Linked DNA regions of Mus musculus: region 2 is linked to region 1. Evidence: chromatin loops called from intact Hi-C (ENCODE). Cell type or tissue: gastrocnemius. All regions are shown on one strand. Each heading gives the region's core, and the rest is flanking DNA. Links, peaks and the distances in the headings are about the cores only. Region 1 overlaps Pou2f1 (POU domain, class 2, transcription factor 1). Region 2 overlaps Cd247 (CD247 antigen).

Region 1 (16,664 bases), core at 3,492-11,491:
CAGGAGGGAGAGACAACACAGCTGGGAGGTTATAGCAAAGCTGGCTTCATTTAGCATCTATTTTGCATGGTGAAAGACCATGCTGAGCAGGTAGAACTTCTGTTTTAGGGACACATTTACATGTACCATGCTGAGCTAAACATGCTTGAGTTAAATTTGTACTCATGTCTCTGTTTATTGGAAGAATGGATGCGATGGCAATAATATAGATGCATGTTTCCATTAGTTCTCTCTACGGTACCCTGCATTTGACCACTATATCTTAAACTTAGCACTACTGAAATTTTTGAGCATATTTTTTTGAGGGAATTCTGTTTTGTGCTGTAGAATGTAGTATTTCAAGCTTCTAAAAGCTATCAGTGACCTTCTTTTGTCTGACTAGTCATTAAAAAAAGAAAAACAAACAAGCAAACAAACCAACCACAACAAACTCCTCCAATACCAAGCACCAGTATTCCTAAGTAGAGGCTGAGACAGGAGGACTAAGGATCAACTTAGGCCAGGAGTTAGAGGCCAGTCTAAGAAACATCAAACCCTGTTCTCAGTACTGCTGAGGACCACTTTGCGCTCCTGCTGTTTCCCTTCTAGCCAGACCTCTCCTCTCTAGTTCCGACTCCTGGAGTGCCTTCCACATCTGTGGAATTACTGCACCAAGCAGTTTTTGTACAGAAACTGTCTTTGTGTTGAGATGCAAATAATAAAATGACAACTGTCTAGGAAAGAGAGGTAGAAGGTCAAAGCAGGATATTTGTCAGAATCTGGACACAGGCCTAAGTGGCTTATGTATAGACAGGCAAGGGAAGAGACTGAGAAAGTAGAATGGGCTGTGTCACCCAAATGACCTAAGTTATAATCCTAAGAGTGGTTACATTTGTCCTTTCAGAACATACACTGCAGTTGCTTCTGTACGGACACCTACTGGGGGGAACCAGTGTACCTGCTGTGCTCCAGGAGGGAAGATAAGGATTGCCTATGCTAGGATAAGACAGGCTATGGATTTGGAAAGTAAAGGGGAGCATGTCTTTTCCTTGGGCATGAATAATTTGATATTTCTCCCTGAAATACAGGACACAAGGAAATGCCAGATAGCATCAGCAAACAGTAACTGAAGCCATGGGCATGAATACATTAGGCTGTAGAATGAAAAGAAATGGAATCCTAGAATCAAGCCCTCAGGAATCCAACATCTAAGGAAACAAAGGAGACAAAGTAGGAGAGTTACCAGGTAGAAGAGAGGAAACAGAGGCGTGATTTCAGCTTCCAGGGAGGGCAGTTTCAAGAGAGAGAGTGAGTGGTCAAGGGTGTCAAAGAAGGAAAGTTCTGGGTAAAAGTTCACAGTACTTCACAAACCAGTGGTCAATCCCTCCAGCAAGACTGTACCAACTCCCAAACAGCACCAACTGGGGACTAAGCGTTCAAGGACCTGAGCCCACAGGAAACATTTCTCTTTGAAACCACCACACAAACGGAATAGTTTACACATGCAGGAAAGGTCTATATAGAATAACCCTTACATTTGTGTGAAGTAGTCACTAAGAAGTGAAGGAACTATCACTCATTACTGCTTAGATATGATAAGGGCTGAGAAAACTTAGCTATGAGGTCTCATCTTTATCTAGTAGCAGTTGTTCACTCAGAATAAATGTTTAATCAATGGTTCTGGCTTTTGTTTTTCCTCTATGAGTTAATTCAATCATAAGCAGCATGGTCCAGTCAGGCCCGATTTCTCGGGAAGGGAAAGAAAGCAAGAAAATTAACTACAGCTTTTCTACCTCTGGTAAACTTACTAACTTCTTCTGCTTTATTTTAAAAGGTTTTTATTAGTGTTTGTGGGTGGCCAGAAGTGGGTATCAGATCCTCTGACGCTGCCTGATACGGACACTGGGAACCAAACTTGGGTCATCTGAAGGGCAGCAACTGTTAACTGTCAAGCAAACTCTACAGCTTCTCATTTAGTATTTAAATCTCATATTTTTATTGGCTGAGGCAAGTGAGGCTTAATAGAAAGAAGAGAAATGGAGTATAAGTTCAAATCCTCATGCACACAGTACTCCCTTTACCCAGGCAACTCAAAAACTCCTAATAGAAGTTACCCTAAATTTTTATTCAGAATATTACAAGACTTCCATGTTACTCCCAACAACTACCACACTTCTCCTACGTCTGACAGGAGATGAACAAAGCAGACCCGAGAACAAGAGAAAGATAAGCCAGTGTTGGCAGCATATGTTTAGAATGTGATCACTTAGTACATCTTAGAAAACTATTCATTTATTTATTGTGTGGGTGAACCAGGGCCAGTATGTGGAGGTCAGAGGACAACTACAGGGGTTGATTTTGTCTTTCTACATGTGGGTTTGAAAGGCTTGACAGCAAGCACCTTCAGCTACTAAGACATCTTGACAGCACTCACTTCTAATGTATCTTAAAGTATCCAATACATAACCTCTGTTAGTACTAATACCTTCAAGAAAAGACTAACTGCTCATCTCAATGTAGCTTTTCCAAATAGCAAATAGCAATTCTGATGTTTAAGTTCTTGTAATTTTTGTAAGCATGAATAAAGATAGAGCTACAAAGTTTTCAGTAGACTTGGAACAGCAAATTAGACTGACTTCTGAAAAATAATTTTTTTTCATAATTCAAATGAGAGAACCAGAAGTAATTAAATACTTGCTAGCCTTCAAGCCCCTATAATCCAAGCGTGGAAGGCTATCATTGGGGGATCATGAGTTCAAGGGTAGACTGAGTTATCTATGGAGACCCTATCTCTAAAGGGGAAAAAAAAAAAAAAAACACAAAACACTCAACCAAGGGAGTATTATGGAGAACAAAAACACACTGACTATGCAGGTACTGCATAATAATAATAAAATTATTTACCGGGTAAAGGTATAAAGGAATTTCATTAATGGCCAAGAACTTCTAGTTTAGAAAACATGCTACATTTCTGTGACCAGCAAATTTGGGTAAATAGCCAGGAAATAAGCATGAAATTTAGCTTTTATGAGCCATATAGTCTCTGATACAACTACTCCATATTATCATTGCAGCCCAGGAACAGCTAGAAATACCAAAGACAATACATATACAAGTGGCTATTTCTGTGTCTTGATTTAAGTTTAATTTTATCTGTTAGCATTTCAATTTCAAATAATTTTAATATACCATAAAATCTTGTTCATTCTAATTTTTTTTTACACATCTGAAAACATAAAACCAACCCTTGCCCCTGGGCCAAGTAAATACAGATAGCATGGGTTGCAGAACGTGGCGACAGAGCACGTGAGTCACAAGGAGCACGTGGAGAGTGGCCTAAGGATCACTGTCTGTCCTCCGGTTTTCATCAGTGTTTGTGGAAATAAAAATTGTTTCTCTCTTGATAGTTCATTAATTTCTACTTTCCATTCCCAGTTCTAAGTCTTCCAAGGAAACTTTCTGAAGTCTTCGTTTCATTCCATCTCTCTCCCCAGGGCACAGATGAATGTTTTTAAGTCAAAATCTATCCTTGGGGGGGGGGGGGAGCAGGGGTTCTGGGAGGGCATCTCAACTTTTTATGAATCCTACTACCTTGAACTACTATAAGGCTTCAAATCTTTTCATGCTCTATCTTTTAATAAATATAGGTTTAACCAACCTTATTATTCCCTGTCTCTTTTAACCATCATTTAAATTCTATATAATGAGACCACTGTGAGGCTTTGGTAGCTAGTAGCTAGAGAAGGAAGATTTTAGTCACAAATACATTTAATGTTTAAAATTACCCCAGCAACTGTTCAAATAGCTTCAAAGAAAGCTCAAAGAGGAAAGCTGGCTCACAGCTCTAAATTGCTTCTATCACCACTTCCCTGGGTATTCTTTCTGATTTTAAAAGTTACTGTTTACTTGATTTTTCTAATTCTGTGTACTATGGTTATAATTGAACAACGGTATATTTTAAAGACCTAGCATGTCTTTAAATCTAAAGCTAATGGTTCTAAAAGAAACTATTTAAAACAATGTAAGTTCAATTTCATTTACAGCATAATATACAAAATGTTAAAAATCAATACTAACTTATAAAATTATGACCACAACCTTGGAGGCCTGGAGTCACATTTATTTCACAGCAGTAGCCCTCCATGTATGAACTGTCTGGATGTGCAGGGGACATTCTGATTAGCAAAGAGAAACAGCGGGGCACTAGTGACAGGCCGAATGCTAGGAACAAAACTGTTCTTGAAATGTGATGGCAGGAGACAAGAGCATGCAATAAAAGAACGAGAACTCACTTTCCATCTCTCAAAGGCAAATGTTTCAATGCACCTGTATCAAAGCTGTCACCAGTGATCCCAGCAGAACATATCAGTGAATGCACTGGAGTTTAGCAATCTGGGTGTGACTGTCAGTGATTTCTTCTGACGGCAAATGCCACCCCGCAAAAAACAAAAGAGGAAAATTGTGTGACCAGTGGCAAAAGCAAGACAAAATTAGAACAAGTCTCTTACTTGCCTGAGAGTCCTCGTTGCATACAGTCAACAGAAATGGTAATTACCTATACAACACAAAGCAAGAAGATTTTTGCCTTTTATTTTGCTGTCAAGTATATAATCTGAAGGATTCTTGCTGACTACTGTACCCTCAAAACATGAAACTATTCATTATTCCTAAAAAGCATCTAAGTAAGGTCAAATATTTTTTTCAAATATTTCTCTCTCTCTCTCAAACACATTTTTTTCAAATATTTCTCTCTCCTTCTCTCTCTCTCTCTCTCTCTCTCTCTCTCTCTCTCTCTCTCTCTCTCTCTCAAACACACACACACACACACACACACACAATTACAATCACACGCATTAAGCCAGGTTTCAATATTAGTGAAAAAATTTTAGGGCAAAAAAAGTTAAATGTTAGGTATTTTTAATATGAATGTCAAGTAGAAAAAGAAGCCAGAACATCAATTTCATCTCATGAAAATTTCAAAATAAAATGTCACTATTTCTAGAAAAGGTTTATTTAATGTTCTTTTTAACCTCACTAAATCATATCTATAATCCTAAAAGGGCAGCCCCATAATCCACAGTGAGTTCAAGACAGCCTGTAAGCGCTGCCACAAACTGCTTGTCGTCAGCTCAGTCTTACAGAAAGAAAGCACATGCTGCCGAAAGGTCGGTTCTCACTCTTTCCTACATCAAAACAAATGTTTTTATTTAAAATTACAGTAAAAGTACATCCTTTCTCCTCTGGCATTCTTTCCATCTCTTTTCTCCTTAACAATACCAAAAAACTGTCAAATTTCTTTCAAAGAATAAAAATAAAACCAATACCCAAACCTCTAGTCGTCAGGACTCCATGTTTGCTGTACAATAAGGAGGCCTTTAGCTACTTCGACATGCTTGGTAATGACAGTCTTTTCCTCCATAGTTAACTGTGAGCAAATATCAAGAACCACACACTCCTTTGTAAGTTAAGTACCACGGGCGTTTCCAGCAACATTAAAACAACTGTACAGACTAATCTCAAATGCATACAACATGAACTTTCAGCAACTTCTGGCCAGGTAGGGTTGCTGCACACATCTATAACCTTGGCAACTAGGAAGTAAAGGTACATCAGGTATCCGGGTCATCCTCAGCTACAGCGTGAGTTCAAAGCCAATGTGAGCTACATGAGACCCTGCCTCAAAAAAATGTAAACAACCAAGCTCTGCACAGTTTACTCTATTTACCACTTAAAACTTTTTTTCCCCCAGTCCACAGTTCAATTCCAATGAAAATACAGAATAACAAACCTATAGAAGATTTAGGTCAATTCTAATGAAAACACAAGAATAATAAACCTACAGATAATTCAGTTCAATTCCAATGAGAACACGAGTAGTAACCTATAGGTAATGCAGTTCATTTCCAATGAAAACAGAGCAATGAACCTATGGATAAGTCACGTACATGACAGCAAAGGCAAGCATGCAGATTACCAACAAGCTCTCATTTAAAGACTGCACTCAGCAACTCAATTTGTCCCGCTTGTCTGTTCTGTCGCATGGACAAAGAGAAGAATAACTAATCCATAGTCCATATAAATCAAAGTTGTAACTTTAAAAGCCAGGATGCTAACTAGCACAGAGCAGAATAACACCATAAGTCTTTGGTTCCTCCACCTGCCCTGGCTCTTGGGTTGCAGCTTATCTAACAGCTAATTTTCCCTTCTTGTGGGGTTTTACTTGGTGTGCCTGTTCTCCACTTCCATTTCTTCCCCTGTAGTTTTTAAAAGGATATAAAGCATCTGTATTAAGAATGCCTAAAGATATCAAAGACCTAAAGCTGCACTGGTTGTGTGTGGCATAGGAGGAAGGGGAGGAAAACGTGAGGTAATGAGGATCTACTGTATTTACCGTATGTGCAGGGCATGTGGACAACAATAGGAACCATGCAGGGTGCACTTTTGGTCAGAAAAGAACATGGCAGCCTAATGGGAGGCCTTTGTTCTTCAAAAGGGTCTCCTTTCTCTCTTTTGTGCTTCACTTAATTCATGGCATCTGAGCTGCTCTTGAACTTGACAGATGAGAAAAAAGGGAGAGAGAAGAGTGAGAGTCACACACAAAGAGAAGGGAAGGGAGGACTTAAAAAAGAACTCATTGTGATAATTTAGTTCTGCTAGACTTGGGGAATTTTGAGGAGTTGGCTAGTAAAATTCAGAATTAAAATAAAAATTTCCAATATTACACTAAGTAGTTAAGTAGACAAGTAAAATGCAAAATAAACTCTACAAAAAAAAATTTAATACAGATTATTTTCTGCTACAAATATTTCTTTAAATAGTAAATACTGATTTTTCAAGAGTTACATAAAAGATAAGCATTCTATTAACAACAGTGGGTATTAAATGATTTCCCAGATTAGGAAAATGTTGAGATAGAAGTAGCACAAAAGAACACCAAAAACCACGAGCACCACCTACAGGATGAAGTGTGCAGTCAAGGCTAACAGACTAAAAAACATCAACTGATTGTCATCTTGAAGGCATGAAAAAATAACTGAGCAAGAAATCACAAGTCCTAGGAATCGTTGGCTAATCAAAAATATAAATAACTCTGGTTTGTACGACAAAAGTCAGCTTAAAGCAATAAAAAACATAGTTGTATGAGGCTAATGAGGAGCTTGGCACATAGACTTCACAACCACCTAAACTCCAGCCCCAAGAGCTCCACTGCCTCTGACCTCTGTGCACACCTGCACTCACAGGCACAAACCCACACACATACACTTAACTAAAAATAATTTTTTTAAAAAGGAAAAAGACAGCTATAAAGTGATTCGATAATAATGTCTGGCTTTAAAATAGATTTGGTTACTGTTTTTGAAAGATACTCAGCATAAAACAACCAGATAAGTCTAAAACATAAGAAACTGTCCTATTCCTGTTACATTTAGTATTTACTTTCCCAGGTTTTCCTGATACATGTGACTTAGATACATAAATTTTCATCTTATGCCATACATGTATTTTACATCTCCTTTTTAAAAAAAGAAGTCATCATACACATAGCTCTCATTTCTGGTGTGTTAAAACAACATATTATGCTCTATTGAATTATTTCTACTTCCACTAACATCCGAGCTTCAAGAAGTAGTACTGTTTATATATCTTTCCCTGATAGCTTAAACTAATTCTATAAACAAATGACTAGTGATAACGGATTTCAGTTAAACAGTGCAAACATTTCAAATTCAATGTATTACACTGTTCTCCCAAAGTTGTGCTAAAGTAACTTCTAATATTATCATTTTGTTTTCCTAATACTATATACTCTTTTAAAATTTGACATCTGATAAATTACCTGAAAATGTGTACATGTGTACATATTCCCAATATTTGCTGAGATGTTGTAAAAGTAGTACTTTTAAACTACTTTAAAGTCAGCTACAATTTTATAAAATCTTACTTTATAGTTGATACTTATTTAATTAATGCCCAATCACATTACACTACACAGTGTATTCAGAAGCCACAATCAACTCCTAGTACCAGTGAGTAGACTTAAAACTTAAAACTTTGCACTATCTCAAAGGCAACTGTAATAACAGGCAAAATTAAAACACTGTATGCCCTTTCCAAAATAGCTATTTTGAAAGGATGTTTTTCAGCTAGACTTATGTGCATGTACATGGAAGTAGGTCAGTTATAGACCAAAAATTGTCTAAAACAAATGAAAAAAACATTAAAGGGAAAGGCCATGAATTTGGGAGAGCACAAAAGGTGCATGGGAGGAGTCTGAGGGAAGAAAATGGTGTAATTTTAATTTCAAAAAACAAAAGTTGAGAGAAAGAAAACAACCACTTCGAATCACTCTTTGAATGGATATGGATATGGTTATTTTAGGGTTCACATGTGTAGACGTTAACACCACTAACTCTAATTCTCAAATGCAGCACTACAGACTTTTTGAACAAGGCAATTCTCTTTGGGAAAGAAAAGTGGACAGGTCTGTTCACTCTAGGGTATTTACAAGAGAGTGTCTGATCATTGCCTCTCCCTGGGAAGAACGGGATGAACAAAATTTGTGCCTAGGTAGGAACCACATCACAGGGTACTTCAACAAGCTATCTCACAAACCCCATTTAAATTTAAACGTATTTTACTTGTTTATTCATTTAGTGTGTGTCCTTTGCATGTGACAACTTGCAACAGTCACTTTTCTCCTTCCACCAGGTGGAAGGAATTGAACTCAGGTCATCAGTCTTTTCAGCAAACACTCTTAACACAGAGCCACCTTGACAGGCATCATAGTCCTATTTTTAAGTAGACAAGGAAACCAACATGAGAGCTCATGCTAGAGACCTAACACCCAAGAGGCTGAGGTTAGGAGAGCGCTGCCAAGTCTGAGACCAGCCTGTTAACTACACAGGGGTTTCCTGGCCTACAGCATGAGACCATGACTCCAAAAATGCAAAACAAAACAGTATACATCAAGAGCTAAGACCATATCTCAGTCAGTAATGCACTCCCTGACACGCTTGAGCCTGTGAGTACAATCCTCCCCAGGACAAAAATCAAACAAACAAAACAACAAAACAGAAAAAACCCAAACCTTATACAAATATTTTCAGCAGCTGAATACTTACTAAATTCTCACTAGCCTTCACTACACTGAACAAGGTCTCTTATCTAATTACTAACATGGTAGTTTAAGGAAATACTGAGCTTGGGGCACAACAGATAAACAAAATTACTTTATCACTGTCAACTATCCTATTAGTTTTTCTTACAAATTCTGTCTTAAACCCACGGCTTCTCCACATCTTTTCTAACTACTTCAACTACCAAGCCTTTCCTATCCAGACTGTGTTTTCCCTGTCCCCTCAGCTTTTACTCCACTCATTCACTCAGCTATGAGCCACTGACTGCCTGGTACATGCAGTTTTCTACATACTAAGAATACACTATTAACAAAACTCTCAACAAAATTATTTTATCTAACTAGGTGTGGTCACACATGATTTCTATACTAGCAGAGAGTTGAGTATATTACTATGTCTATGAAGCATCACCTGTGTCATTGTTTTGTAAACACTCTTCTCCATCTTCTGGTATAGAGACAGACAAGTAGACCAATGGAATAGAATTGAAGACCCAGAAATGAACCCACACACCTATGGTCACTTGATCTTCGACAAGGGAGCTAAAACCATCCAGTGGAAGAAAGACAGCATTTTCAACAATTGGTGCTGGCACAACTGGTTGTTATCATGTAGAAGAATGTGAATCGATCCATACTTATCTCCTTGTACTAAGGTCAAATCTAAGTGGATCAAGGAACTTCACTTAAAACCAGAGACACTGAAACTTATAGAGGAGAAAGTGGGGAAAAGCCTTGAAGATATGGGCACAGGGGAAAAATTCCTGAACAGAACAGCAATGGCTTGTGCTGTAAGATCGAGAATTGACAAATGGGACCTAATGAAACTCCAAAGTTTCTGCAAGGCAAAAGACACCGTCAATAAGACAAAAAGACCACCAACAGATTGGGAAAGGATCTTTACCTATCCTAAATCAGATAGGGGACTAATATCCAACATATATAAAGAACTCAAGAAGGTGGACTTCAGAAAATCAAATAACCCCATTAAAAAATGGGGCTCAGAACTGAACAAAGAATTCTCACCTGAGGAATACCGAATGGCAGAGAAGCACCTGAAAAAATGTTCAACATCCTTAATCATCAGGGAAATGCAAATCAAAACAACCCTGAGATTCCACCTCACACCAGTCAGAATGGCTAAGATCAAAAATTCAGGTGACAGCAGATGCTGGCGTGGATGTGGAGAAAGAGGAACACTCCTCCATTGTTGGTGGGATTGCAGGCTTGTACAACCACTCTGGAAATCAGTCTGGCGGTTCCTCAGAAAATTGGACATAGTACTACCGGAGGATCCAGCAATACCTCTCCTGGGCATATATCCAGAAGATGCCCCAACTGGTAAGAAGGACACATGCTCCACTATGTTCATAGCAGCCTTATTTATAATAGCCAGAAGCTGGAAAGAACCCAGATGCCCCTCAACAGAGGAATGGATACAGAAAATGTGGTACATCTACACAATGGAGTACTACTCAGCTATTAAAAAGAATGAATTTATGAAATTCCTAGCCAAATGGATGGACCTGGAGGGCATCATCCTGAGTGAGGTAACACATTCACAAAGGAACTCACACAATATGTACTCACTGATAAGTGGATATTAGCCCAAAACCTAGGATATCCATCTTCTTCTGATTGGTCAAAGGCAGTGGAATTAGAAAGGCTGGACTTCTTCTAATCCCAACCAGGGATCCCAGTGAGAGAAGGACCACATGGAGAGACCAGGAGGTTTCCATATATCAGGACACAGCAGGGGACAAATGGATCAGAGAAAGCCAAGGCAAGACCAGATTGGCAAGTAACTGGGCATTTTTCTGATATTAACAGCTTTAAAGGGTTAGAATAGCTCAGAACCTGCTGCCCAGCCTAGGCTTACAGTTTGTTAATAAACTTAACAGGTCTTTGTGTTAATTATTTGGAAGATAGAACAGGAACAGATAAGGCACCTTGTCTACATGCTCTCCCATTTCAATCCTCATTTTAAATTCACTTCCAAAAGATGTTCCCCACATGCCTCTCTAAATCAGCTTCACCCCTTCTCCTCATTATACTTGCTCAGAGTACCCCAGAGTATTTCCCAACAGGACTCACCCAGTTTGCAATTACAGCAGTGCATTAATTACTAATGATTAAAATATTCTGCAGACTACGTCTACAAGGAGCAGAGACCACTTATGTGTCAATTGGTATCTGAGCTCCATGATCTGCCACAATACCTGGCACACAGCAAGTTTAAGTACCTCTCATCTCAGCTCTGCCAAATATGACCTAGTAGCCCAAGTTCTCAGCACTTTAGTACACACCCTTCTCTGCGAAGGTCACATCAACTACAAAGAAATGTAACATCAAGAGAAAGCTAAAGAATAGTATGTATAGAGTAGGGAATGCATGGGGAGGTAATTGAGAAAGGGCCTAAATTCTCACTAGGCCTATATTACTGGGATATTAAGTCTGCAGACACCCCCCCACAAACACACACAAAAGCCTAAAAGGCTTTTTGAGTAGTATCATTCAGAAATGTGTTTTTGTAATATTAATCTATCTGCAAAAGAGCCTGAATACAGAACTTTAAACCACAAGTCAACAAAGGTGAATTTAATTAGTTTTATAAATTGGTACAGTATTAGATATGCAGTGGTACACACAAAGGCAGATGTTTAAGTTAGGTCTGTTTTTTGCCTCTCAGCCCCACGCTCCCAGAAATAAGACTTAGGCTCAATTTATATTTACAAATACCTTGGCCATCTAGCTAGGCTCTACTCTGATTAAATCAAAGACAACCCATATAACCTACATTTTTCCACGTGGCTGGTCACCTGTGCTCAGGTACCATGCGTCCACCTCCTCCCATCATTTCAGGTTCCTCTCCCTGCCTCCTTCTCTCCCAGAATTCTTTCTCCTCCCAATGTCCCACCCCTATTTCCTGCCTAAGCCATAGACCATAGACTTTTAAATTGACAAGATAATCTCAGCAGAGGCAGGGAGGCAGGGAGGCAGAGTCAGATCTCTTGAGTTCAAGGCCAGTCTGGTCTACAGATCAAGTTCCAAGACAGTCAGCCTACACAGAGAAACCCTGTTGAAAAAACAAAAAAGGTGCAGTATGAGAACATAAGCATGTTCCTGCTTCCATATTCATCAGTGAAGATTCTTACTGTTATTTGACAGCTAAATTAAGTTTACATTTATTTTAATTTTACAGAAAATAAAAGATACAGCAATGAAAAATCATCTCATTATTCATTACCAACTATGCTACTGGATTAATCCACCCAATGCAACTTCAGTGGCTCCCTACTGTCTACCTTCATCTGATGCCTAAGATCACACACAAACTAGTCAGAAGACTACTTTAGCTCCAAACACAGCTGGCGTTTTCTCCTCGATTAGACCTTGCTTCCCCAGCTCTTCCTTCTTTTGGAAGTGCAGTCTTACTCTCCAGAATCATAATCTACCTGTCGACATCCTATCTGCTGTATTCTTGCGCCAGCTTTCCACTCAGAATGGACAGCCCTAGCTCCATCTTGGTGTACTACCCCGCTCACCTCAAGTGCAAATGATCACTCCTAATACATGAAAGAGCAAAACTAAGCCAACAGCCATATTTATAATTTATAAACTGCTTCCAGAAACTATTCCCTTTGAGGGCAATAATTGTTTCTGATTTATCTTTTGTTTCTCATAATTAAAACAAAGTATGCACCTGAATAACTCTTGAATCGAACAGCAAAAAAAAAAAAAATACCACATACAAAATTTATCTTTCAGGCTGGAGAGATGGCTCAAAGGCTAAGAGCACTGTCTGCTCTTCCAGAGGTCCTGAGTTCAATTCCCAGCAACCAAATGGTGGCTCACAACCATCTATGATGCAATCTGATATGCTCTTCTGACTTGTAGGCATTCTTGCTGGCAGAATACTGCATACACAATAAATAAATAAATAAATCTAAAAAGAAAATTTTGTTTTCCTCATTAGGCCACATTAAAAGAACAAAGGGATTATTAAGTATCTATACTACAGCTACTATGTTAAAAGAGAACAGAGATAATTTAAAACTATGTACAAAACTCATCCTAAGGCTGAGGATGTAACTCAACAATACAGCATTTACCTGACATATAAAAGGTCTTGGGTTTGATAACCAGAATCACTAACATATGCACACACCCATCAATAAATGTAAAATTAAGAAAGTTTTTATTAAACAAGAAGCAATATAGCATCATGATTTTATAGTCAAGGCTGCAGAGCCCAGTAACCTGTGTCCATACTTCTAACTAAGCGAATGTCCTCTGGACATCAGTTAACAGAAATCTAAAAGGACAACAATTTAGTTTATTCTGTACTATTTTAAGAAGCCAAATGAATACATTAAAATACATTAATCTGTCACAAAGTACATAACCACAAAACCCCTGTTTAGAAAATAATACAGGTATATATAATTCCCTCCTATGCTTTTTCTTTCTCTACTTGGTACTTAATACTTGCTAGTAAATGCAGTGATTTATTGTTTCATTGTTTTCTCAGTGCCTTGAACAAAGACTGGCAATTACTATAATTCAGAGCACCTCCAGAGTTCCTGTGAACCAGTAGAACAGTGACAAACACAGGACTGGTGAACTATCATCTTTGATGAAGCCCTGGCACAATGCCTGCTTTTATATGGCTCACAAGCTAAGAATAGTTTAGGTTCTGTTGTTGTACAGATTTGTATATGTATATTTTTGCCTGCCTGTATGTATGTATGTATGTATTATGTATGTATGCATGCATGTATGTATATGCAGCAAATAGGGTTGAGAAAAGGGTATAGAATCCTATGGAACTGGGATGGCTACGGGCCCCCATGTGCACAGGTCTGAACCCAGGTCCTCTGCAAAAGCAAAAAGTATTCTTATCTGCTGAGCTAGCTGTCCAGCATTGTTTGGGTTTTTTGTTTGTTTTTTAATGTGTATGCTTATATGTTCCTGTATACATGTGTAGAGGCATGTGTGGAAGTTAAAAGACAACCTTGAGTGTTGGTCCTTGTGTTCAATCTTGTTTGAGACCAGGTGTCTAGTCTTTGAACTCCCTGGGATTCCAGTCTCCACTCCCATTTCACTGAAGAAGGACTGGTATATATACCAAGTCCAACCAGCCCTGTGTGAACTTTAGAGATCCAAACTCAGGTCCTTACCTATTCACAGAACTACTAAGAATAGGTTTTACAAAATGTCTGCAAAGGATCTGATCGTAAGGACACTAACAGGGGATCCTAAAAAATATTACTTCTTCAAAAGAATTCTTCTCAAGGCTTAGATCACAAAGTCTTACTTAACACTTTGCTAATTACCTACGTGCTGAGACTTGTTTTCCCTCGTTCTATAAGCATGTACATAATACCCATTTCACTTCTCAATTTAAAGAATCCAGAACATTGACTAGCTATTCCTTTAGAGAAAAGATAACGCAAGTGCCTGATGTGGACTTATGATCACACACCTGGCCTTTAAGAGTGTTTACACAGATACTGAATACTATTTGTGAGGAGGAAAGTTAAAAGAAAATTACATCCTTTAAAGTTTTATTTATTTATCTGTTTGCTTTTTTAAATAATAAATACTAGCTGTGAAGAAAACAGAGAATTCTTCATGACCAGTTACTAAGAAGTCTCCCAAAAATAAGTGTGGCAAATACAAAATAAGAACTATGGTGAGGAATTCCTTCATTTTTCTTTAAACCCATAAATCACTTCTCCCAAAAGACAGAAATGTTAAACTATAAGAAAGAACAGAACTCCAGGAGTAGTGATGCACACCTTTGATCCCATAATTCAGGAGGCGGAGGAAGGAGGATCTCTGTGAGTTCAGCCTGGTCTACAGAGTGAGTTCCAGAAAAGCCAGGGCTACACTGAGAAACTGTCTCAAAAATACCAAAAAATAGAAAAGAGAAAACAGAAAATGGCATTTTAGAATCACATCTGGAGGAAGAGTACAGCTCACTCAATAACTGCTGGGACACAAATCAGCTTTCCTATGCTCAGACCTCAACTGTCAGACCTAGAGCTTAGCCTCAGAAGCTTTGACGAGCTGCTCTACTGAAACCTCCAGATTCTTACCCTATAAAACATGTGTATCCTGACACACCTAATTAGCTAAGCAGCTAAGCACATAACCTGGTGTATCAATCAGGGTTAATAAATGCCACCGACAGGCAGTCTTGTCTGAATAGAGCCCTTACTATTTCCTACAAAGCAATCACTCTATTTCCCATTTTTCCCAATGTTATTTTGGTTCCAGTGTTTTTAACAAAGGCTTATTTCCCCTCTCAGCAATTTCCTTTAAATCTGAAGCTACTATACACACACACATATATACGTGTACATATATGTGGGTATACGTGTGTGTGTGTGTATATATGTGTGTGTGTGTGTGTGTGTGTGTGTGTGCACACGCGAGAGTGAGCGTATACACACACACATATATTCTAAGTCTGGTCTATTTCTACCAGTTTCAATTGGAAATCAATGTTAGTGCTCAAAAGACAGACACTTTCCTAAAGGAAAGAATCGCATGCAGTTCCTGACATTTGGACACAAGTATATGTTTCTATTGTCTTCTTGTTTTTATTTTTTTACAGAGCAAAAATAGAGGCAATGCTTTAAAAATAAGTTGTTTTTTAAGTTATCTTGCTTATGCTCAAACAAGCACTGGTTTTTCAGTTCAAATGAAAAAAAAAATAGTGCCAATGTCAGATTTTCAAGCAAGAGACTACTTGATGCCCAAAAATGAGACATGACTCCTCAATACTACCTATCCTCGAACAAAACAATAAATGATTCCCTGGAGGACATGGTCTACAACTCACCTACCCAACTTAATAAAAATCTTATCACCAAAAGCACCCTGAGCATCAAGAAATTGCTCTGTTATAAATTTAGGAACAAAATTAAAGGTTCTGGGAGACATTTTTCACAAGCACATCCAGAGAGTGAAAAGGGACTGCCACATTCAGGCAGTATTTTACTGCTTTCTAAGTATCTTTCCCCCTAAAGCAACCAAAATTACAAGTGTCTCAAAGATTTGTGTAGCTATAACCAGTGTACCCAGATCTAATACATCAATAGGTATTCACTCAGGATTTTCACAAGAAGATAGTCATTGCATGGCTATATCAAAGTGTTTCCATACACACATATGCTCGTGCTCTTTCTTGTGCACACACTCTCCCTTTATCCACAACTGGTTCCATAGTGAGAATTTTGGTTTCTTTAAAACAAACAAACAAACAAACAGTTATACTAGGTGAATGCTTCTGTTTTAGCCCCGGGTGTGGGCTATGGGGCTGGTTCAGTCTGTTCCCAGCTGCTGCCTATGACTGGCTCATGCTCTAGGAGGGCATGGGCTTTTGCCAGCTGCAGACAGTTTTTAATCTAGACACTCTAGAGAGGAAAAACAAATGTGAGAGTCCCTTGAGGGAGGGAGGGCCCTGTGGTGACGGCTGCTCCTGACTGTTGTTGCTGTGGTTCGACAAGAAGTTGTTGGAGATATCCTGATGACCAAGATT
Region 2 (8,000 bases), core at 1-8,000, 110 kb before region 1:
ACATTGTATGCATATAGGTGCACTCCTTACATCTGGTACATGTGGTTACATTGTATGCATTGGTTCACTCATTACATCTGGTACATGTGGTTACATTGTATGCATTGGTGCACTCGTTACATCTGGTACATGTGGTTACATTGTATGCATAGGTGCACTCTTTACATCTGGTACATGTGGTTACATTGGCCATTGCAGGCTGGGTTTCTTCAGACTCAGTGAGAGAGGTTGTAGGTTGTGGTCTGTGTGAAGTATGAGGACTGGACCTAGTGCCCGTGACATGACTACAATCTGTCACAGAATTGACCTGGGGTAGGTGGGATGTGTTCTTGCCAGATCCAGCATGCCTAACCAATTTTCTCTCTTGGCACAGAGGCACAGAGCTTTGGTCTGCTGGATCCCAAACTCTGCTACTTGCTAGATGGAATCCTCTTCATCTACGGAGTCATCATCACAGCCCTGTACCTGAGAGCAAAAGTGGGTTCCCCTGGGCTCTTGAGGGAGGGTATAGGTTCCTCCACTGGGAGGATGTGAGGTGGGGATTTGGCACTGGAGAGTCTCAGGCCTGTGCTCTGCTTGGTGTCCATGGGCAAGGCAGGATACAACCAAGCGTGCACAGCCGGTGAGCAGAGAAGGCGGGGTATCCATCTGTGGCAGACAGAGCAGCTCAATGATCCAAGTGCTATGTGTATTACTGAAGATCGGTACCAGTGCCTGGATGTGGCTTCTGCTGGGAAACAGATGGCTTATACTGAACAGTTTAGGACAAGAAAGTGAAAGACAGACAAGACAGCCTCTTCTTAGGGCCTGCGGTTGAGCTGTAATGGAGGCCATACAGCTTTTCTCTCCAACTCTTGATTTTCCCATCCTGGAAATAAGAATGGTGGACAGAGCATCAGGCATCACCTGGTGCCTGAAGCCGTGGGTTTGTGGAAAGGACACACCTGGGAAGGTAGAAATCTCATCTTCCCAGGGCAGTAGAACCCATTTCCTTTCAGGCATAAGATTTCATTTGAGGAAGTCTTACTTTATGATTTTTTTTTAAATTTGGAAACTACACTTAGCACCAACTCTGGAAAATCCTGCAGTTCCTCTCAGCTTAGGTAACATGTGTGGTTATAGCGACTCGGGGCACACAGTCAGGACAGTAAGCAAGCAAGGTGCTTCCCACTCAGGAAACAGCTGGGTGAGTAATGATGCCCATGTGCCAACTTAGTAGGAAGCTTTTTGTAGGCACTGTCTACCCTCAGGGTTCCTGGAGGAAGGGGAACAGGAGGGGTTTCCTGGATTCCGGCAGGCACAGACGGAGAGCCTGGAACCCCTGCACACAGGGTGTGTGGGGGTGTGTGGGGGGGGCAAGGCCTTTACTTGGGATGATTAACTTCTCTGAAGACTAAAGCTGTAAGCACTTTAGTCAGGTCGCAGGCAGGAGAAAGGACAACTGAGTTCAGAAAGAAGCGGCTACACTTTGGGCTAGCCACAGGGAGCCAACAAGGGAGTTTGTTGTCATCGGGCATGGAGGGGCTGACACGCAGCTCTGCACTATAGCCAGTCCGATGGCCCCTTGGAGGTGGTGCTGAGCTCTGATTCTCTCTGCTCTGTTGCAGTTCAGCAGGAGTGCAGAGACTGCTGCCAACCTGCAGGACCCCAACCAGCTCTACAATGTAAGTTCCCCCTTCTGCAGACCTTCTTGGAAAGCCTTGTCCTAGGACCTAGGGAAACTTCAAGGTCAGGTTAAGCTGTAGGTCTGGTCCAAAGCTATTGGCCTGGTGGCTGGGTGGCAAGCCTTTGAGCCTCAGGTTTCTAATCCTGACTGGAGCGGAATCCTGCTTGCCCCTCAGTGCTGCTATGAGGACGAGGAGCTTTAAGAATGAGATGCATGGCATGGCCCTGCCTCAGGAGAACTTTCAGTCACTAGCAATTTTGCAAAGGCAAGAGGCCACAGCACAGAGGGAAGGGTCCCACAGAAACGCAGTGGGGCTCTGGTCTGTGAGATTCCCCTCTAGGTGCCTCCATTTCGCATGCTAATGAAAGTGTATCATTAACCCTATTAGATCAGCACATGGTGACTTGGGGGTTCCCACCATGTGCCAGCAAGGTAGCAGGTGTTTTCTGAGGCGCTAGCTTGAAGATGAAGCAGTTCCCACCACCTTTCTTGCCTTGATCCATGCTTTAACTGGAGAGATAGTGAAGGGTGCTTGGTGTTCTTGCAGAGGACGCAGCCTTGCCCCCAGCCTTGCACCTACTGGCTCACAAATATCTGTAACTCAAGCCCAGGGGATCTGATGCCTCTTCTGCAGGCATGTGGTGCACAGGCATACATCAGGCACACACACATACACATAACACACATAAAATGTAAAAATTACATTTGCTTTTTATTGTGCTTTGTGTGTGTGTATGTGTACCGTGATGCACACATAAAGGTCAGAGGACTTCTCTTTTGCCATGTGGGCCCTGGGGATTGAACTCAGATCTTTAGGCAGAGGCCAGTGCCTTCCCCACCCACATACCTCACTTCCCCTATGCTGCTTTGTTTCTTTTTGAGCCACCGGGTGGGAAACCAACTCCAGTTTTGGTCAATGTGACCCCATTCTCCTCAAGGTCCTGTTTCCTCTTCTAGGAGCTCAATCTAGGGCGAAGAGAGGAATATGACGTCTTGGAGAAGAAGCGGGCTCGGGATCCAGAGATGGGAGGCAAACAGGTAGGGCGCTCCTCCGCTTCTGAGTGTGTGGGCTTCGAGGCTATAGCAGCAGGTGGGCATTGGACTCTGGCCTGGGACAAGAGGATGACAGACACTTGCTGTTGTGCCTTCCCTTTCTTCTTGGTTCCATTCTGCGTCAGAAGGAACCTCAGTACTCAGATCGTCCTTGCCTTCACGTCCATCTCCCCTCTACTGCGCCTTAGCCAACACGATGTCAAGATACACACAGGAAGGGCTAAGCCTGTGGAGAAGGCATTCTGGATTCTGAATACCCCTCTAGAACATGGCCACATCAGGCTCCAGGGGCCTGTGCCCTGTAGGGAGGGGAAGGGATGGGGGACTCCTCCGATGCACGAGAGGCCTCTTAATAGCAGGACTCAGGACAAAAATCCCAGTGTAAGGTCAGTGCTACTCAAAGCTACCCAGTGTCCTCAATGCTTCTGGTCAGACATGCCCACTTGGCCCTGACCTCTTAGTCCTAGGTGTTGCTAGAGGGCATGGCAAGAAATAAAATTCCTCATTCCTATTTCAGTCTCCAGCCTCAGCTCTTCTCCACGGGACCCGGAGGGTATGGGGAAGGGCAAAGAGTGGCCACAGAAACACAGAAACACTGAAGAGCACTGACTGGCTGCCTCTGAATGAGGTGACCCAGCCCGTGTCTCTGTTTATGGTGCGTGTGAGGGCGTGAGAGAGCAAGGGGGCTGAGAGATCACCAGCAGCCTAAGACATGTCCAGGTGGGAGTATGAAGTGTGGTAGGTATGCATTGTAGAGTCCCTGCCCAGAGGTGTGTGGGACGGACCAAGGGCGACCTGAGCAAGGCTTGGGCAATATGGAGATTGATAGCTGAGCCATAGGGCAGGGGGTAGCAGGCCAGGCAGCATGAGGTCATTACACTTGCCAGCCTGGATTCTCTCAAGCTCATCTCTGCGCCTTTCTATTCCCCAGCAGAGGAGGAGGAACCCCCAGGAAGGCGTATACAATGTAAGTATGGGAGAGTTCACCATTCACCCTAGACAGATGGAAGAGGGCTGGCAGAGGTGCTTTCTGTCCAGGCTAGTCCATGCCTTCCCTGGGTGGCCATGTGCCACCTGCTGGTAGCTTTAGAACATCCTCTTATGCTGGGCAGGGTCACAGCACCTCATTTCCTCTGCCTTTTTCTTGCTGTTCTGTGGGCCCTGAGCCTGTGCTTGGGGAACTGGGCAGAAGCTGCAGGCTACGCTGGGTAGGAGTGTGGAGCCGGCTTGTCTTGAGAGGACGCTCATCCCGAGGGCTGGAGTATTCTGAACACTTTCTCTCATTGTAAAGTTCACCCCCACCACAGTGGTGTGAAACTAGTTTCAGACCACCAAGGTGCTCCTTGCCGCTGTTGGTATAGCACTGCGATTGGCTGATCCACAGCCTGTGGTATCAGCTATGAAGAGATGGCTTGTTCAAATAAATGACTCTTTGCTCCCCCTGAGCCCTTATATTGTCCAATCTCCCTGTCTTGGTTTACAGTTCTAAATCCCATTTTCCTGCATCTAATGTGAATCGCTCAATGTATAGATCCGGTAGATCAGGGAAGATTTCAAAGTCAGGGTTGTGGGCAGCAATGTTTGTATGCCTAAGGCGTGGAGCCCTGGCAACTGGAGCCTGGCAGCCTGGGCACCCGGAGGCTTCTGAGGGAATGCTCTCTCTGTGTTGGTTAAGAAGAGAATGTGTCACCTCTTCTCTTCCTGTAGGCACTGCAGAAAGACAAGATGGCAGAAGCCTACAGTGAGATCGGCACAAAAGGCGAGGTGAGCGCTGCTCTTCCTTGAAGCCCTAGGCAGGCAGGTTCCTTCTGGTACGAAGTCTTCCTTTCCCATCCATTCCTCCTTCAACTAAGACAAGCCCATGTGACGGCAGCCATGAGCATAGGTACTGCCGGACAGTACATGGGACTAAGGATGGACTGAGGTGTCAGGTCTCAAAGGCAAACCTAGAGCCTGTGCTAAGCCCTGCTGGAAGCGGATCGAACCTTTTCAAGTAGTGTCGCTGTTTATATAGTACTGTTGTGTGCTTACTGCGTGCTGACATGGGGTCCCGGGGGGGGGGGGAATGAAAGTGTATGGCCCCTTGTTTATTGATGATTTTGTAAGAACTTGAAAATATCTAGGCTAGAGCATTGAGTTCTGAGTATGGGGCCCTGGGCAATGCTCTACCAGGGAGAGGGGTTGCTGGTTAGGAAGCCGTCCCTTCTGATCCCTTGAGTAGGGGCAGTTGAGCAAGGGTGCTACAACTGACTCTCTTCCTCTCTAATCTCCTTTCAGAGGCGGAGAGGCAAGGGGCACGATGGCCTTTACCAGGTGAGAGTGGCCGGCGCCCACCCTGGGCGGCACAAAAGGGGTAGAGCTGAAGCTACTGTAGTCTGCTGGTGGCACAGGCCTTTGTCAACAGACAGGACACGCAAGCCCAGGGCACACAAGTGGACTGGAGGTCACTCCACGGCCACTATGGCTCTACAGCTTGGTTGGGACTCAGCTGTGGAAGCGACACATCATTTGTATATAGCAGACAAAAGCAGCTATCTAGGGAGGTGGGAAGGGAGCCCCAAGAGGTGCAGGCAAGAAACGTAAAGGATTCTCTACAGCTGACTGTTTCCTTTGCCTCCTGGGCTAGCTTAGTTCTGCTCCCCCCTCCCCAATTGCAAGACTAAGAGTGGGCAGAAAGGCTGGGCAGTGGTGGTCCATGCCTTTAATCCCAGCACTTGGGAGGCAGAGACAGGCGGATTTCTGAGTTCGAGGCTAGCCTGGTCTACAGAGTGAGTTCCAGGACAGCCAGGGCTATACAGAGAAACCCTGTCTCGAAAAACAAACAAACAAACAAACAAAAAGTGGGCAGAAAGATTGAATAAAAAAAAAAAAGACATCAAAAGGACCTTTCAAAAGGAAAACATTGTAATCAGGTGCCTGGTTTATGTAATTTATGCAAACAACGTGCAGAGACCCTACTTTCCTAAAAAGGGCTCCCTAGTGACTTCATATTTCCTGTTGCTGGGATAGGGAGGAAGAGGCTGTCCAGCCAGACTGGGGCCAGCTTTGCCTGAATATACATTCCACAGTGGCCAGAGCCCGGAAGCTCCCGGAGAAGGACTGAGTTAAAGAGGGACCACTTTCCCTGTGACTAGTCCAGACTCTCTGTGGGTCCAGGTAGCACATTGTCTGGCACCTCCTGGGTCCCAGCTCAGTGTGTGACATGGGGAAGCCACCTTCCTCTTTGGTCAGATGGGAATCTGATGGGCCCTGTGTGCTGCAGGGCACGGTGTCTGAGTTGAGAAAAGTAGAGAATCAAGCTGGGAAAAGACTTGCTTGAGTCATTTGTAGCAGGACAAAGAACCAATCTTTCTGTCAGCATTCTCAGGCAAGATTCCCACCTGGGACGTGAAGGGATCCTCTTGGGCTCCTGAAGGGACCGTGGATGAGCTACAGAGAGTAAGCTTGTACCTGTGAGCTCCTGTTCACCCTTCTGTCACTTGCTTTCACCAGGGTCTCAGCACTGCCACCAAGGACACCTATGATGCCCTGCATATGCAGACCCTGGCCCCTCGCTAACAGCCAGGGCATTTCTCCCTCACGGGCTTCACCTGCTGATGTCACTTGTGAAGGACAGAGGACAAAGCCCCCCTCAGTTTATTCATTTCCCAGCCACCATTTCATGACGAGGATGGTTCTCTCACTTGCCACATTTGTCTTCTTCAGTTCCAGAGCACTGAACACAGAACGTCATCCCTGGACTCTCTAAAGGGAGAGCCACCCTTGCTCTTCCACCCCAGCCCTGCTCTTGGGTCTTCTGGCAGGCTCCTCTCCTTGCAGAGCCCAGCCCTAGCTAGGAGTTGGGGGTGGAGGGTGGGGCACTAACACACTCCCTCCTGCAGCTAGCTGAGTTCAGTTTGCTTTGTAAAGTCCCCAGAGAAGCCCTAGGTACTGTGTGTATTGTTCTATGGGTATTGACTCGCTCCGCTCCTGCTGTAAATTTGGCTTCTGTTGTCACACTTTGCAGTGTTGAGGTAACATGTAATTAGGCCACATTGTGAAAGGCAGAGAGGCAGGTACAAGGGAGTCCAGGTAAATGCCAGCCAGAGGTGGCTCAAAGAAGGGAAGCAACACACAAGGAAGGTTCCTAGCCACAGGGGAACAGTAACAAGGGGCCTCTTTCCATCAAGAGTACTTTCCACATCTCCCAGCCTTTGTGCCAGGCACTCCAGGAACGGTAAGATGTCTTACCTTCATGAAGACCATGCTTTTAAGAGTGCAAATAACTTGTGTACAAACTGACACAGAAAATAGGATGGGCCATTACCGCCAACGACAAGGGAGCAAGAGAAAAGGGAGCAAGTCCTGCCTTCTTCCAGGAACTCGGTTCATCCCTGTCAGGTGGCAGGAAGACCCAGACCACCCAGGTCTGCAACGTTCCCAGTGACAATCAGTGGCCGGCAAGGTCATTGTGTCATTAAAGTGCCTGTACCCATGGATGGGGAACCCTCTGATCGCCTGGGTTTTTTAATTTATACCAGCTTGCTATTTTGCATAATAAACACTTTGCTAAAAATGATCTTTGAAGCCTTATTTCAGTGGTGAAGCCTGGGGTAGCAATGCAGACAGGACCGCAGAAGGCAGCCTCTGCAGAAAGTGATGTTAGATTCAGTTAGGAACGGGCAGGGGGCAGGGGTACCCATGCATGAAGCCATCCTGAAGGTTCTCTTTAACGCATGGGGTAGTGCCTATTGTTGGATGCTGGCACGAGGCTGGCTTTGGGCCATCACACAGGGAAATGCTCAGTGAAAGAATAGGGACCTGGCCTGGCCTTAGGATTGAACCGGAAGAGGATGGTGGAAAGGCGTCCTGAGGCGAACTTCACTTTGAGTGCAGGAGAACTTGGCAGTAATACTGAGCAGAGCATTTAGGTGTGCCTGGCAGCTGCCATGGCCCTCACACAGGGGTGGGGAGTGGACAGCAGTATTAGATCAGCTTCCTTCATCAAAGGTGACCTTTACCTTAGTAGTGCCTTCTCTAAGTAGAGCATCTCTACTTAAGAGTTCCCAGTTCATCAAGCCCAATTAATGATGGACAAAAGAATAAAATTTGTACATTGGCTTTATAAACAGAAATCCAAGGCTGTTTATTAAAAGGCCCTGAAAATTAGCGATCCCAACACCAATATTAACAGCATAAATAGAAAGGGCTTCTATGTACACATTCCTGGCAGGGGCAGTTCACTCACTTTTAAGCCTGAAGTTGGGGTCTTTAGGCAGAATGCACCTAACATCCAGGCCTG

What was found. A loop is a pair of places that touch in the nucleus more often than their neighbours do. Peaks named below come from ENCODE experiments on the same cell type or tissue, not always from the same donor. Only the 100,000 strongest peaks of a DNase experiment are listed, where the experiment ranks them.
Region 2: it touches region 1 in a loop (5-fold over the local background); 17 of 42 quality-filtered maps call a loop at or near these places.

The regions. Positions count from the first base shown.
Region 1 is chr1:165,960,290-165,976,953 of GRCm38, forward strand. All of the region lies in intron 1 of Pou2f1 (POU domain, class 2, transcription factor 1), which reads right to left. Among named protein-coding and RNA genes, the nearest start is that of Pou2f1, 34 kb to the right of the region's middle. In gastrocnemius, for the core only: no CTCF peak of the experiment used is centred there; a DNase peak (open chromatin) is centred at 6,930.
Region 2 is chr1:165,854,793-165,862,792 of GRCm38, forward strand. It overlaps Cd247 (CD247 antigen), which reads left to right. Exons shown (of 8, transcript NM_001113391.2): 2 at 374-477; 3 at 1,608-1,664; 4 at 2,624-2,704; 5 at 3,651-3,686; 6 at 4,427-4,483; 7 at 4,997-5,032; 8 at 6,212-7,320. The coding sequence ends at 6,277. Among named protein-coding and RNA genes, the nearest start is that of Gm32999, 9.7 kb to the left of the region's middle. In gastrocnemius, for the core only: a CTCF peak has its summit at 3,814 (motif pointing left); a DNase peak (open chromatin) is centred at 571; H3K4me3 peaks cover 617 bases; H3K27ac peaks cover 1,907 bases.